2 separate regions of the Mus musculus genome follow, and region 2 is linked to region 1. The links are chromatin loops, found by intact Hi-C in ENCODE. Cell type or tissue: left cerebral cortex. All regions are shown on one strand.

Region 1 (8,000 bases):
AACAGTGTAAAATCTGGAAATGCTGTTGTATAACTCCAAATCTTTTCACTATCAGTAACTATAATCAGTAGTAGTGGTAAGTTTCAAATACAGAAGCAGCATCCTCTACCCCAGGCTATACAGTAGTACCATTTGTACCTGCACTGTCGATGTCCTGATAGCTGTTGAGAATCTTTTGGTAGGAAACTATTCTCAGGAAGACTTGAAAGCCATCTTGAACCACTGGGAAAAGGGAATGTGGCTAGTTACCTGTCACTATGGGAAGGTGTTGTTGGGAAATGCCCAGCACACCCTGATCCTTCAAGCCTTCATAGCCAAGAACTGGTATATATTTCATCTGGGTGAGCTAGTTCTGCCTCTGGTCTTAGAAAGCCAGTTAATCTGTCAGCATGGGCAGAAAGGTACCTGACAGCTCACCTGGGGCCAGAGAAGCCAGTTCCAATTTCTCACACTCACAGTGCAGGAAAAGCTTAGCTCGTCACCATGAGCTCTCACAGAGCAGGTAGCCACTGGCTTCCTAAAGGAGCCACCAAAGAGAGAGCACAATGCAGAAGCCACCCAGCTTGAGGGTCTTTTCTGCCCTGTTGTGCTGTCCACACAGCAGCCCTAGTGCAATGTGGGAGAGATGGCACAAAGCAGGAATCCCAAGAGGTGGAGATCTTCAGGAACTCCCGGGAGGGAGGCATTCTCATCTCAGCAAAGCTGTCCTAGCCCTCACCCTCCTCCCACTGCTTCTCTTCCTCCTCTTCTCAACCTGTTGCCTCTGGAAAGAATCACCCAGCAGGCTCTAATGCCTGTGAGAGGGTTCAGTCCTTCTCCGGGGTCATCTGCACTGTTTCGTGTGTAGAGTCATGAGTGACAATCTCAACTAATAATATTAACTTTAAAATAAAAGCTGGAGATACAAGTGTTCCTTTTAACCTTGAGGGATCTTTTTCTGTTGCCTGTCCCCTCACTGTTTACCATAGAAGTGGCTACAGATCTTTAAATAGACCAGCAGAATTCAGCGCTCTTTTAAATGTAAAACCATCCTAGGTGCTAGAACACTTCTTTTTTTAATCCAGAAGGACGAGTTATCTAAGAAGCTGAATACTAGCAAGCTAGTGTGTGTTAGCTGCTTGAGAAACTGTACCCCACAGCCCACGTCTCTTAGCTGTCCCTCCACCCCATTCACAAGGGAGTCTCCACCTGCCTGCCTGTCCTCGGTACTGACTTCGAGGACGATAGGTGAAGACAGTGACTTAAACATACTCTGTCGCCACACACTCATCTGCCAGGAAAGGAATGAAATGAAACATCATCCTATCCAGGCATCAGCAACATAGTTGAGGGGGCATAAAGGGAGTCCACATGATTGCTTCCCACAGAGGCAAACCAACGCAGCCAAGACCTCATATAAACTCAGAACATCATGCCAAGCATTCCTAAAGGGCAATAGGGAACAAATGAGAAAGTATCTTCAAACGTCACATTACACAGGGATGCAAGGGAGCCCACCTGTTTCCCTTTTGGAGTAGGTTAAATCAGGATATTATCAGTTGACTGACTTAACTTCATCCATCTCTTCCTTTCCTTCATCCTAGATGTAGTCTGGAGACTCAGTTTTGGCTAAGGAGAATGAGCAGAACTTTCTGTAAGATTCCTAGGGCAGTGGCTCTCAACTTGTAGGTCGTGGCCCATTTGGGGTCAAATAATCCTTTCACAGGGATCACCTAAGATCATCCTTCATGTCAGAAATTTATCTTATTATTCTTTACAGTAGCAAAATTACAGATATGACATGGCAACAACAGTAATTTTATGGTTGGAGAAACATGCGGTTCCCCCACCATTACCCATATCAGAAGTCACAGCATTAGTAAGGTTGGGAGCCCCAGCCCTAGAGGCTTTTGACCTGTCTGGCCCCTGTGACCTTTTCCGTGCAGCCCCATCTCTTATCTGTGCAGTGCTGATTTGTGGCTCTGTGGCCTTCTGTCACACAATGGGGACCATACGTGCATGATCAGAACTACTGAAGGGAAAGAGGAAAGCACCTAGATCCCCCATCACAACATGAACATCTTTGGTCTGTACACCTCCAGGCTGTTTGTTTTGTGTTGTTTGTTTGTTTGTTTGTTTGTTTTGTTTATCTGGGTTTAAGCTGGGTCAGTTTTGATTCTGTATTGTTTGAACTGATGAGAAATGGCTCGGCGTGCCAAGGCTGTTGTAGAACTGGGGTTTCATGCTACTGAAAGCCATCAAAGTGGGATCCTGAGCAGTGCAGGAGCTCTGAGCTTACATATTGCAGTCTATAGTGAGGTCAGTGAACGAGAGTCAAAACACTACCAAAGATGAATGGCAGACACACGAGTGAATGCTGATTGTGTCAAAGTAGCCAAGAGAGCAGAGGTTGTTTTCCAGTTTTCCAGATACACAGCTATCTACATGATTAAAGGGGTGCTTTTATCAGCAGAAACCTCAAACTTTTATACAAGTTTAAAGTAATTTTTTTATCATTATTTCTGCAAAATGTTTTTATTAAAGGAAACACCATATGGTAACAGCAAGAAGAGCTGGTTACAAGTCACGAAGCTAGTCAGATTCCTTTCCAACAGTTAGATCCAAAATACTTATCACAGACCCTACATTTAGAAGAAAAAAGTCAAAGCTTCAGGGATCCCAAAAGAAAACTTCCATGAACAATTGGTACATTGTTGTTTTCATGTCCTAGATGCAAAACGAAAGCGTATAAGATGAGAAGTTAAGTTCAAAGTATTTAACAACCAATGGCTCCTGGCCCTGATTCTCCACAGCATACATGTTGGGCACCAAGGCGTTCCATCAGATGGTTACTCCCACCCTCCTTCTCTCATTGTACCGAGTCTGTACCCACTACTACTTTCTATCTCTGTAACTGTTGTCTTATGTGCATGTCATCGTACCCCATGTGACTCTCCCAGTGGGTTTTCTACACTGCATAATTCCCTTGAAATCTCTTCAAGATGTGTCATGTATCAAACAAGAATCCTTCCTGCTGCCTGTTCAAACAGCATTTTCCCATGACGGATGGCTGGACACCCTCTGTCCCTCTCCTCAAATTCCTAGTCCCAACCCTCTGTTAAATGTGTGCCTTCCCTCATTTGATTTGATGGTCTCAGTATCTCTATAAATAGATATTCTCATTCATGCCAGTTGGCAAGAGCAATGATTAAGGCTTAGAAAAATAAACCTTACCAAGATCAGATACCAAAGCCAAATTTAACACAAGGTTTAAAAGCACCTAGAGCCTGTAGTCCAAAGTGAAAAACAGATCCAACCCCCTGGATATGCAAGCACTTGCTCCATCCTCTGAGAACATCCTCATCCCACGATACTTGGTTCATTCACTCCTCTCTGCCATGACCAGGGTTCACAGACTCTCTTCCAACTTCCCTCTTCCACTTGCCCTGGGCTGCCTTCCAAGTGAGCGGAGTTGCTCCATGCTGCCTTGGGGGATGTGGGCTCCGTGTGTGATGGAATAGTCAGCACTGATGCACTAGTCGGAGCTGTTGTGCACCACCTCCCCTCAGCCTTCTGCACATTCTCCTCGTGTCTGTGTCTCCTCCTGATTCATTCCAAACAGCTAGGAACATCTCTAGCATCAAGGCTTAGCTCAGGAGCATTTGTGACTATCCACTAGCATCCAGGGTCTCTACCACAGCTTCCTTGTCTGCTTGCTCCAGACGACTTCTCTCTAGGTGTCAAGAGTCCCCAAGTTCATCAGGCTCCTGGGCTCTATTCTAGGTAAACTCGACTACGATAGCCTCTGTTTATTCTGCTCCAGACAGAAAGAGTCTGTATATATTGGCTTTGGGAAACACAGTCCCAAGTCTTTCAGGACTAATGCATACCTGCAGCCAGTATTATCCCCCAAGTTTCCTCAGGGGGAAAAATATCTCACTAGGTTTGCTGCTTCCTAAATCATGTCCTAGCATTTGTTACAAGAATGCTCGTGCGCAGTGGGCTCCTTGGACATGTGTTGGTGTCTCCTTCCCGTGGATCCAATTTGACATGCAAGTCACTCTCCCCAAGGCTCTGCCTTTATTTCCTCCTCGTTTTCCTTCCCATCCTCTATTTCGTCACCTTCTTCCTGTACTGCAGCTCTTCCCAGATTGCTTATCCCGCTCATTCTAAACATAGTTTGTACAAAACAACAATGTCTAAGGAATGAAAGTAAGAGGAGGTGTAGACATTCTGATGGGATAAGAGTTCTACTAGGTTGTCAACTGTTTTATTTCCCCCATGGCACTTGGTGCCTTCAAGACTCTGGCTTGGATGAGAATTTTGATGGTCAAATGTTTTTGCTTCAGTACAAAGCTTCCCCCTTTTTTTTCCCCTCTGTGGGAATATTTTTCTTAGTTTGGTTAGCTGCTTGCTTTCTTCTACCTGCCTACGGACTCACCACTACTTCGCTCCCCTTCATGCCCCCTGCATTTCTCAGTGTCTGCAAAGAGGAAGATGTGTTTAAGAGTATTACAGCCAAGGAAAGAGAAGCAAGGAGCATTGTTCAAGCAGGCAAACATCTTATCCCATAGTAGTTACTTTATAATAGAAAATCAATCTTAAAGGAACTCTTAAACATAGAAACAAAGCAAATACCCACATTTCTGTTGGCAAACTGGAGTCAGCACTGTTGGGAGAATTTGTGCTTTTGTCCAGTGGCCAACCAGTGGCCTTCAATATGTGTATGTGTTTGAATGGGGGCAAGTATAAGATTCTTTCTTTAGGAAGACATTCATTCTATAAACTGTGTAAGTATCTGAACTGTAACTCATACTGAGCCCTTTTCATTCAGGCTGTGTTTGTTCCTTTCTCTGCATATAGTGAAAAAGTTAATTGCTTAAGTCAGGCATAGTAAGAGATTAATAATGCAAATAGAATAATTAGAATGATGTATTATAATGAAACTTAATCAAAATTCATAAATTATTTATTTCTAGAATTTTCGACTTACTATTTCAGTCATCAGTTGACTGTGTATTAAACTCCATCCCCTATGAAAGTATATCAGAAAAAGTCTGTAAGAGGATCATGAGGCAGATGCTGGATACGTGGGCCTAGTGGATCAATGATAACATCAATCTTTGGTGCCTTGTAGGTTACATCTAGTGATGTGAATTTTGCAATCCTCTCCCAGCAGTAATCCCGAGCCCTGTCAAGAGCCTTGAGAGGAGCCCTTCAAGGATTCCAACATCATGTGAAATGACAGCTGAAGCTCGTTTCAAACATTTCACTGTTCTCACCCTGTGATGAGACAGCTTCAAGTTAGGGATGTTTGTCCTTCAAAATGCCATATTGGAAAACATAGAGACCTTCCTTCCTCCACCTTAGCTCTAAGCACTGGCACCTGCAGTCCTAAAGAACAGCATGTCAACCCCGAAACTTGCATAACCTTTCTTGTGGTGGCTAAAAGGTGTTTGTTATGGTCTCCTGAGTACTTCATTGGTGCTTCCAATTTTGTTGTTCACTGTATAAAGCATTGGCTAGGAGCATTAGAAGGTGAAAACCATGCCTTTTCATGACCTTCTGAAAGGTTCATGGTAGGTCTCAAGCCTCACAGATTAGAACAAAGCTATGTTCCCTCTAGTGCTCATCCTCATACTGAGAACTGCTTTCACATTTCAGGGAGGTCACTATCGGCAGGTACCTAGAAAGGGAATTCACTGAGAATTTGCTGAGTCTGAAGTCGGCTGTTTCACTCTTGTGTAGGTCATCTTTCCAAGATGATAACAAAACATGTAAGATCTGGTTCATGGTCTCTGAGGTTTCAGTTGATGCTCTGCTTAGCCCCACTGCTTTTAGAACTACAACATGGCAGACAGCATCACGTCGGGAACACATTGATGGTCAGACATTCACCTAATTAATATCTTTCCCCTAGAAAAGAAAGGAAAATCCTGTGCCCAATTCATCCCCATTCTTTCAAGTCTCCATAATCTCCTAGTAGCACCATTGTCTGGTGACTAGCCTGTATGTTCAGCATATGAAAAATCCAGATGTAACACTGTTTCTTGAAGGAATAAAAAACAAGTTATTCTGTCAACGGGCATTTAAGAAATGTCAATTACTTACACTATTACACACTAATAGGTTTCCATCCATTAACAGCTAAATATTAAGATCTCTTCTCTCTTTTCTCTCTCTCTCTCTCTCTCTCTCTCTCTCTCTCTCTGTGTGTGTGTGTGTGTGTGTGTGTGTGTGTGTGTGTGTGTAAAACTCTCACTGTCCATTCTCCCTCAGCATCCTCCCTAGGAACTGGCTCAGGAATGAGTGATTGGTATTGGTATAGCTATTGGTAGGGAGAAGTTGAGCTAGGCCTGCGTCCTCCTCTAGGGAGTACTAAGGGAATGTGTTTTCCTGTGGGTGAAAACCTGGATTCACTGGTACAAATCTGAGGGCCATGCCACAGTGTGTGAAGGAGCAAGCCTGAAAAGGCAGCAAAAAGTCCAAACCAGGGTCTCCACTGTGGGACAGTGTCCTCCCTGCCTACTCAGCAGAATAAGTATGATCCAACAGAGCCCTGCAGTCTTAGAGGCTGTCATGTTTGGGGATTCTATTGGGACCAGCAGTACATCTGAGTGACAGTGATCAGTGTGTGAGCATTCTGCCCATCAGTGAGGGTCTTTTGAGATCAGTTCTATATAGCATCTACCTATGGAGGAACCAGAAGCTCTAGAAAGCTCAGTAGCTTTCCTGAGTCCAGAACTAGTAGTTAGCAGAGCTGAGTACAAACCCATTCTGCCTTATTCCTACATAACCTTCCTTTCCAAAAGTCTCCATCCATTCCTGTATCCTGACCAGCATGCACCCAGAAAGCACACAATTTTCTGAGAAGCAAGAGGAAAGTGTCACACCACTCTGCCTTGGAGCCTAAGTACTGGAAGAGCATAGAGCAAGAGCTCATCTGCTTCTGCGCTGAGCCTCCCAGCTGCATGGCAGTCCTGTAGTTGGTATGTAGCCATGAGAACTGCACAGAAGGCGGCCTGTTAAATCTTAAGTCCTTTTTATTATCATATGTAACACACCTACAGAAAAAGGTCATAAAATATAAATATGCAGTATAATGAACACTATAAACACAATGCCCCAGTCAAAATCTGTTCAGATTTGGCAATTATACCATCATTGACAATGATCATCCTGGGTGTTTTCCCCCAGCCTGGTCATGACTATATCTGCAGCATTTGTACTCTCTAGAGGAGGTCATGATATTTATACCATAGACAAAACCATTATGACATACTGAGTATCCACAGATAACACCTACAAAACCATGCCTGGCTCCATGCCACAACTCTAATTCCAGCACTGGAAAGGCAGAGTGAGGACATCAGCTGTTCAAGGCCAGCCTTGACTACATCGTGAGTTCAATGCCAACCAAAACAAAAACAAAAGGGGTGCTCTACAAAGAAGCCGTTAAAAACCTAAAACTCCTTTCTGGGTCAGGGCAACAGCAGCAGCAGAACCCTAATTAGCTTTTTCCTACACTCTGGCTCCTGCCATGGTAAGTACTTGGGAGTAATGGGCTCTGAAGAGATTTCCAGAAAATAAAACATTTGAATGGTTGAGGGAAGAGATAGCTGTCCTTCTCAATAGGGTCTTGCCCTTTGCCCTTCTCATGCCTGGAATATAATCCTGGCCTTTTGTGTGAGGGCCAGAGCACACCCAAATTTGTGGAGCAGCCATCTTCATTAGACACACTTCTCTGTGTGTGTGGACTTTAATAATCCTTTCTTTTTTCATAAGAATCCCCATGTTGTAAGTGCCAGTTTCTATCTTTGAATGTCTCTTGTCTTTTCTGGTTTTTTTTTTTTTCTTTTGGCTTTTCGAGACAAGGTTTCTCTGTATAGTCCAGGCTGTCCTGGAACTCACTTTGTAGACTAGGCTGGCCTCGAACTCAGAAATCTGCCTGCCTCTGAATGTCTCTTATCAATGAGTCTTTATTGGCTCTTTTCAAAGATAGCAGAATAAAAGGATCCTTT
Region 2 (8,000 bases), 190 kb after region 1:
AAGGGGGGAAAAAAAAAGCACAGGACCAGATGGGTTTAGTACAAAGTTCTATCAGACCTTCAAAGAAGATCTAATCCCAGTTCTTCACAAACTATTCCACAAAATAGAAGTAGAAGGTACTCTACCCAACTCATTCTATGAAGCCACAATTACTCTGATACCTAAACCACAAAAAGACCCAACAAAGATAGAGAACTTCAGACCAATTTCCCTTATGAATATCAATGCAAAAATCCTCAATAAAGTTCTCGATACCCGAATCCAAGAACACATCAAAACAATCATCCATCCTGAGGGTTTCATCCCAGAGATGCAGGGATGGTTCAATATATGGAAATCCATCAACATAATCCAGTATAGAAACAAACTCAAAGACAAAAACTACATGATCATCTCATTAGATGCAGAGAAAGCATTTGACAAAATCCAACACCCATTTATAATAAAAGTCTTGGAAAGATCAGGAATTCAAGGCCCATGCCCAATCATGATAAAAGCAATCTATAGCAAACCAGTAGCCAACATCAAAGTAAATGGTGAGAAGCTGGAAGCAATCCTACTAAAATCAGCGACTAGACAAGGCTGCCCACTCTCTCCCTACCTATTTAACATTGGACTTGAAGTCCTAGCCAGAGAAATTCGACAATAAAAGGAGATCAAGGGGATACAAATTGGAAAGGAAGAAGTAAAAATATCACTTTTTGCAGATGATATGATAGTATATATAAGTGACCCTAAAAATTCCACCAGACAACTCCTAAGCCTGATAAACAGCTTCAGTGAAGTAGCTTAATATAAAATTAACTCAAACAAGTCAATGGCCTTTCTGTACACAAAGGATAAACAGGCTGAGAAAGAAATTAGGGAAACAACACCCTTCTCAATAGTCACAAATAATATAAAATACGTGGCGTGACTCTATCAAGGAAGTGAAAGATCTGTATGATAAGAACTTCAAGTCTCTGAAGAAAAAAATTAAAAAAGATCTCAGAAGATGGAAAGATCTCCCATGCTCATGGATTGGCAGGATCAATGTAGTGAAAATGGCTATCTTGCCAAAAGCAATCTACAGATTCAATGCAATCCCCATCAAAATTCCAACCCAATTCTTCAACAAATTAGAAAGGGCAATCGGCAGATTCATCTGGAATAACAAAAAACCTAGGATAGCAAAAACTCTTCTCAAGGATAAAAGAACCTCTGGTGGAATCACCATGCCTGACCTAAAGCTTTACTACAGAGCAATTGTGATAAAAACTGCATGGTACTGGTATAGCGACAGACGTGTAGACCAATGGAATAGAATTGAAGACCCAGAAATGAACCCACACACATATGGTCACTTGATCTTTAACAAGGGAGCTAAAACCATCCAGTGGAAGAAAGACAGCATTTTCAACAAATGGTGCTGGTACAACTGGTGGTTATCATGTAGAAAAATGCGAATCGATCCATTCCTATCTCCTTGTACTAAGGTCAAATCTAAGTGGATCAAGGAACTCCACATAAAACCAGAGACACTGAAACTTATAGAGGAGAAAGTGGGGGAAAGCCTCGAAGATATGGGTACAGGGGAAAAATTCCTGAATAGAACAGCAATGGCTTGTGCTATAAGATCGAGAATCGATAAATGGGACCTCATAAAATTGCAAAGCTTCTGCAAGGCAAAAGACACCGTCAATAAGACAAAAAGATCACCAACAGATTGGGAAAGGATCTTTACCTATCCCAAATCGGATAGGGGACTAATATCCAATATATATAAAGAACTAAAGAAGGTGGACTCCAGAAAATCAAATAACCCCTTTAAAAAATGGGGCTCAGAACTGAACAAAGAATTCTCACCTGAGGAATACTGAATGGCAGAGAAGCACCTGAAAAAATGTTCAACATCCTTAATCATCAGGGAAATGCAAATCAAAACAACCCTGAGATTCCACCTCACACCAGTCAGAATGGCTAAGATCAAAAATTCAGGTGAGAGCAGATGCTGGCGTGGATGTGGAGAATGAGGAACACTCCTCCATTATTGATGGGATTGCAAGCTTGTACAACCACTCTGGAAATCCGTCTGGCGGTTCCTCAGAAAATTGGACATAGTACTACTGGAGGATCCAGCAATACCTCTCCTGGGCATATATCCAGAAGATGTCCTAACCGGTAAGAAGGACACATGCTCCACTATGTTCATAGCAGCCTTATTTATAATAGCCAGAAGCTGGAAAGAACCCAGATGCCCCTCAACAGAGGAATGGATACAGAAAATGTGGTACATTTACACAATGGAGTTCTACTCAGCTATTAAAAAGAATGAATTTATGAAATTCCTAGGCAAATGGATGGACCTGGAGGGCATCATCCTGAGTGAGGTAACCCAATCACAAAGGAACTCACACAACACGTACTCACTGATAAGTGGATATTAGCCCAGAAACTTAGGATATCCAAGATATAATATACAATTTGCTAAAGGCATGAAACTCAAGAAGAACGAAGACCAAAGTGTGGACACTTTGCCCCTTCTTAGAATTGGGAACAAAACACCCATGGAAGGAGTTACAGAGACAAAATTTGGATCTGTGACGAAAGGATGGACCATCTAGTGATTGCCATATCCAGGTATCCATCTCATAATCAGCTTCCAAACTCTGACACCATTGTATACACTAGCAAGATTTTGCTGAAAGGACCCAGATATAGCTGTCTCTTGTGAGACTATGCCAGGGCCTAGCAAACACAGAAGTGGAGGCTCACAGTCAGCTATTGGATGGATCACAGGGCCCCCAATGGAGGAGCTAGAGAAAGTACCCAAGGAGCTAAAGGGGTCTGCAACTCTACAGGTGGAACAGCAATATGAGCTAATCAGTACCCCAGAGCTCTTGACTCTAGCTGCATATGTATCAAAAGATTGCCTAGTTGGCCATCACTGGAAAGAGAGGCCCATTGGACTTGCAAACTTTATATGCCCCAGTACAGGGGAACGCCAGGACCGAAAAGGGGGAGTGGGTGGGTAGGGGAGTGGGGGTTTGGGTATCGGGACTTTTGGGATAGCATTGGAAATGTAAATGAGGAAAATACCTAATAAAAAATTAAAAAAATAAAATAAAATGTGCTGGAGTATATTACTACAATGAACCCAGCAGAATACCACACTGAACCCTTACAGACCCAATATAACTATTGCTATCACATCCTCCTCAATATTAGAAGAATCTATGAAGTACCGAGTTTTTTGAAATGTAAATCACACACACACACATTTATATATCTATACACATGCACAGAATGAGAGAAACAGAGAGCAAAGACATGGAGAGACCCAGGCCAATCAATTACTCCTTTAAGGTGAAAGGCATGTCCTTTAAATCTGAATGTCTTTGGGTCCTGGGATGTAAGCACTGGCATATTTACTCATCTGTTCATCGAGCTGAGCGTGGTTAATAGTGCCAACAGGTGTTCCTTTCTAGCAGAGACTCTGCATCATTCTGTTGCCAAATGCATAGCTCTGCTATACTCAAATAACACGTTACATAAAAGTTCCCCAAAGGAACTGAGGAATGTATTCGCATCATCAAGTAGTTCCCGAGATTTCCTAAAATAATTACCGAAGAGACTTTTCAAATTGGAAATAAGATTGGAATTTTCAAGATTAAAGATCCATTCAATTGTCTTAAAAAATAACTTCTCTAGCACATGGCCAAGATGGGAGTCCCTGAGAGGCCACTTTGTGTGGGTTGGGTTCTCAGGGCAAGGAGAAACGCCTGGTGTTCAGACTCCCGGTGCTCTCTGGTGTTCATGCTGATTGCCAGCGTTGTTCAGCAACCACTGATGGAGTTGATGATTTCTTCCTTTTGTATTAACGAGACCTTGATACCCATTGACACCAAAAACTGGGAAAGGGAGGTTTGCAAAGTAAAGATGAAGTCCTGTCCTCAAAGAGGGGATGGTAATAGATCTGACAGTGAAGCCACAAATCCATAGGACTAACTCATTCTATGGAGTCACCAACTAATCACCAATCATAGATCAGAGAAGCATGGTAAAGACAGAACTTTAGACATCTTATCCTCGAGAGCAGAAAACCGATACTAGCGAGAACAATGTCTACCCTGTGACCCTCACTAAACCTAAAGCTGGTGAATTCTTGCCCAGGTAGGATACAGGCTTCTCACATGGTTGTATCAAGGATAAAAATGGGAGATGGGATCATCTAAAAGTTCTAATATTTTTGCTTCATACTGAGAGTGTGGCTTTAGACATGTCACTTAGCCTCTCTGAGCTTCTGTTTTCTTAGTGGGAAGGTGAAGCCTTCTTAGATATGTGCCTGGGTCATAGCAAATGCATAACAAATGTGAGTCATTACTCTGATTAATGAAATGAAGACCTATATCTAAAATCTTCAACAAGCCAAGAGACAACACCAAGGGGTTCGGTATAGAGACTGAGAGTCCTAAGCCAGGGATCATGGAAGGCGGCAAAGCCCTTCTCCTTGAACTTCATGCCGTCGCCATCAGCATCATTCTTAATGGCTGCCTTAGAGTTTCGATTGCTGTGAAGAGACACCGTGACCAACACAACTCTTCAAAAGAACATTTAATTGGGACTGGCTTAGAGGTTCAGAGTTTAGTCCATTTTCATGATGGTGGAAAGCTTGGCAGCCTCCAGGCAGGCATAGCACTGAAGGAGCTGAGAGGTCTACATTGTTCTAAAGGCAAGCAGAAGACTGACTCTTCTAGGCAGTTAGGACGATCTCAAAGCCCACCCCTAAAGTGACACACTTCCTTCAAAAAGGCCACACCTACTCCAACAAGGCCACACCTCCTAATAGCACCATTCCCTGGGCCAAGCATATTCAAAATACTACAATGGCTATCCAGCTCCCAACATCTTGCCTTGGAATCTGCCAGCCTTTCCTATTTATTGTGACTCAAGTTCTTTCTCCCAAGTGCTGCTGGACAATATTTCTTGTGGTGCCAACATGGCCAAGATGCCAATCTGCTGGAAAACCTTCAACGGGGTTCTAGCCCAGCCCGCTTGTATGGATACAGACCTCCTGTGACTGACACCCAGGGTACACTAACGCTAAAGAGTCAACGCTTGAAAAAAACAGTTTGAACACTCCAGCCAACAAGACACAGATTCCCACCCTTCCATTGGCATTCTCCATGGACCACTCATTTGTCAGTGGACATTCAATGTTATTAGCATCTACAAACTGTTCCAATCCCAGGTTACAAATCAGCACTATTGCATTCTTTGTAGCATTCTGAGGGCTGGCTGGAGCTACAAACCACAGCTGCAACTGGTTCTTGTCTTTAAATAAAGTGTTGCCTGGTGATGGGTGTGTTCGAGGCTCTGGATTCTACCCCCCCATCCCCACCCCCAGGACTCCCAATACTGCTAAACAGAAATTCATCTACATTTTGAAAGAAAAGGGAATCGTGCCATTTGCTTGGAGTCTAAAGTTGTCAGCCTTAAGTTTGAATCTCAGCCACCTGCTAATGTTTGCTGCTGTGGGGTGGAACACTCATCCATTTCAGGAAGAGGATGTCTGGAAAGTAAAAATCGTGATCAATTCAGGAAGTGGGAGGTCAGCCCAGTCCCCCACAAAGCTAGTACGTTTTTTTTTTTTTAAATCTTTGTGAATGTCACTGAGCACGAGCCCCAGTGGCTTGGGCAGCTCTCGGGGAGCAGCCTGGCCCTTGGCCAGCCTAGCACAGAAGGACCAGCCCAGGAAGGGAGGAAGTGACTCAGGGCTGCCCTCTCTCCGACAACAGGACAAGGCTGTAACCTTTTTTTGTGAAAGGACAGGTAAAAATAGCATCAGTACTTCAGGAAGAGCTCAAAATATTTAGATCTTGCCCCTTCTCGTTATGTAACGGAGGGCGAACGATCCAAGGAAGGGCAAGGAATCACCATTTGTCATACTTTAGGGTAGGCTAGTTGCTGTGGATCTTCTACTTTACCACACCCCCAAGGACCCCAAAAAGCTGTTGTTATCATCCCCTTTGGTACACGGGAGCCTGTGGTCATTTGTGGAGGTGAATCATGGATTACGGTGCTGGTAAAGGGCAGATAAGGACCAACCCTGGTGCCTGCGTGTCTGACCACTCACGCTTTGGCAGAGCTTCTGGCCCATCTCCAGTGATGACTAAGGCAAGTGACCATGAACTCCTCTAAGAGCTGGGACTACCCTCTTGTTGTCCTCGGGGCCCTTCGGATCTGCAGTGAGAATGGAACAGAGTCTGGTGCAGGAATCCCTAAGCTCCAGGCCCACGTGGAAAGCTGGATCCTCACTGTAGTGAAGTGTGTTGGAAAATGTTAACGGTGAGACAACATACACCACCCACATTTCAGGAGAAATCTGGCAGTGCCCAACCTTGGATTTGTGAGAGAGCAAGCTGACTCTAGAGAAAAGGCTGAAAATCTGAAATCTACAGATTGGGCACTGTAGACATCCTTTATGATTTAAACAATATCTGGTTTTCTTAGAAAAGTGGCCATTTCCAGACACAGGTTTTAAAAAAAATGTACAAATTGAGACAAGGCAAAAAAAAAAAAAAAAAAAAAGGAAAAGAAACAGAAACAAAGACCAGAGTGCTGAGGTTAAAATAAATAAGTCTATGTGTCAAGGGTGAGACAACTTAAAGAAAAATAATGACAAAATATGCTGAAACATATCAAGTATATAAAAATATACAAGTTTCATTCCATAGTAAAACAACATACTTCAACACAGCCCTTCACAATTCAGTGGTTAACTCCATTTGGAAGTCATCGGGGTACCAACTCATTATTCTGCAGATGGATAAATACGAGTAAAGAATAAAACATTTATCCCGCCTATCTGTGCTCAGTTTATTAAACAACCAGTCAACAACAAGTCTTTTATAAAATAAAAATCTTATTAAATAGACACAGGAGGAATGTTAGAAAATGACCTATTTGCAACACTCATTAAAATAACAGACCTGGGTGATGATCATCAGTAGCTGTTAAAGCCAGGGAATGAAAGTCCATTCCTGGTGACCTGGCTTAGAAGGAGGTACATATGAGACAACCCTCAGCATCCTGCAAGTGGGCAGGTCCACATGTTATGCCTGAAATACAATATAATGCACAAGGCATAGAGCCATCCGGATGGAACCTGTATCTAAGCAGATTCAGTTCTAGCAAGTGAAGGGCTTGGGGGACATGCTAAATCACAATGATTCTTCTTCTCTCTTTGCTGTAGGAAAATGGAGCGTCTGGGCTGGGGACATAGGTCCTAGCCTGTCTTCTGTTGATCCTGTACAGCTCTAGGACTTTATAAGAGGCCAGTGAGGAATTGATTCACTTTCTATCATGATTCAGTGTAATCCACTGTGGGAAAGACAATTAAAGAAGCATCCCACGTGAGTGGGTTTTGGGAGAGGGGGAAGGTTAAGAAAGTCCACCTGCTTGAGGCCCCTTAATAAAAAGAAGAGAAGGTAACCAAGTTGTAAGCATACAGTGTGGTCACATCAGTGTTTAGGTTTTTAGTGCATTTAAAAGATATCCACACATGGTAGCATCACAATGGCAGAAAGTGGGCCCCTATGTGCACTACCCCATCACTTGAACCCAGAGCCCCTTGTAGATTACTGGATATATCTTGGGAATTTTCCCAGCCACAGAAACAATAAAACCAACCTCATCACTCAAAGGATGAGGACAGATGGGTTTCCTACAATGATGACCTCCACAATGAGTGGCCCACCTTAAGCCAACCTCTGCCAATTTCTTTTTTTTTATTTAAATACATTTTATTAGATATTTTCTTCATTTACATTTCAAATGTTATCCCCAAAGTCCCCTATACCCTTCCCCCGCCCTGCTCCCCAACCCACCCACTCCTGCTTCCTGGCCCTGGCATTCCCCTGTACTGGGGCATATGATCTTCGAAAGACCAAGGGCCTCTCCTCCCATTGATGGCCGACTAGGCCATCCTCTGCCACATATGCAACTAGAGACACAGTTCT

The links. Hi-C counts contacts between places; a loop is a spot of excess contacts. Peaks named below come from ENCODE experiments on the same cell type or tissue, not always from the same donor. Only the 100,000 strongest peaks of a DNase experiment are listed, where the experiment ranks them.
Region 2: a loop joins it to region 1, with 10 times the contacts of the local background. A loop is called at or near these places in 2 of 42 quality-filtered maps.

The regions. Positions count from the first base shown.
Region 1 is chr13:36,503,036-36,511,035 of GRCm38, forward strand. All of the region lies in intron 6 of Fars2 (phenylalanine-tRNA synthetase 2 (mitochondrial)), which reads left to right. Among named protein-coding and RNA genes, the nearest start is that of Gm46409, 110 kb to the right of the region's middle. In left cerebral cortex, CTCF peaks have their summits at 1,196 and 3,528; DNase peaks (open chromatin) are centred at 781, 1,051, 2,323, 2,878 and 1 more place; H3K27ac peaks cover 5,012 bases.
Region 2 is chr13:36,690,365-36,698,364 of GRCm38, forward strand. No RefSeq gene overlaps it. Among named protein-coding and RNA genes, the nearest start is that of Gm38636, 21 kb to the right of the region's middle. In left cerebral cortex, no CTCF peak of the experiment used is centred here; DNase peaks (open chromatin) are centred at 3,500, 3,752, 5,500 and 6,318; H3K27ac peaks cover 521 bases.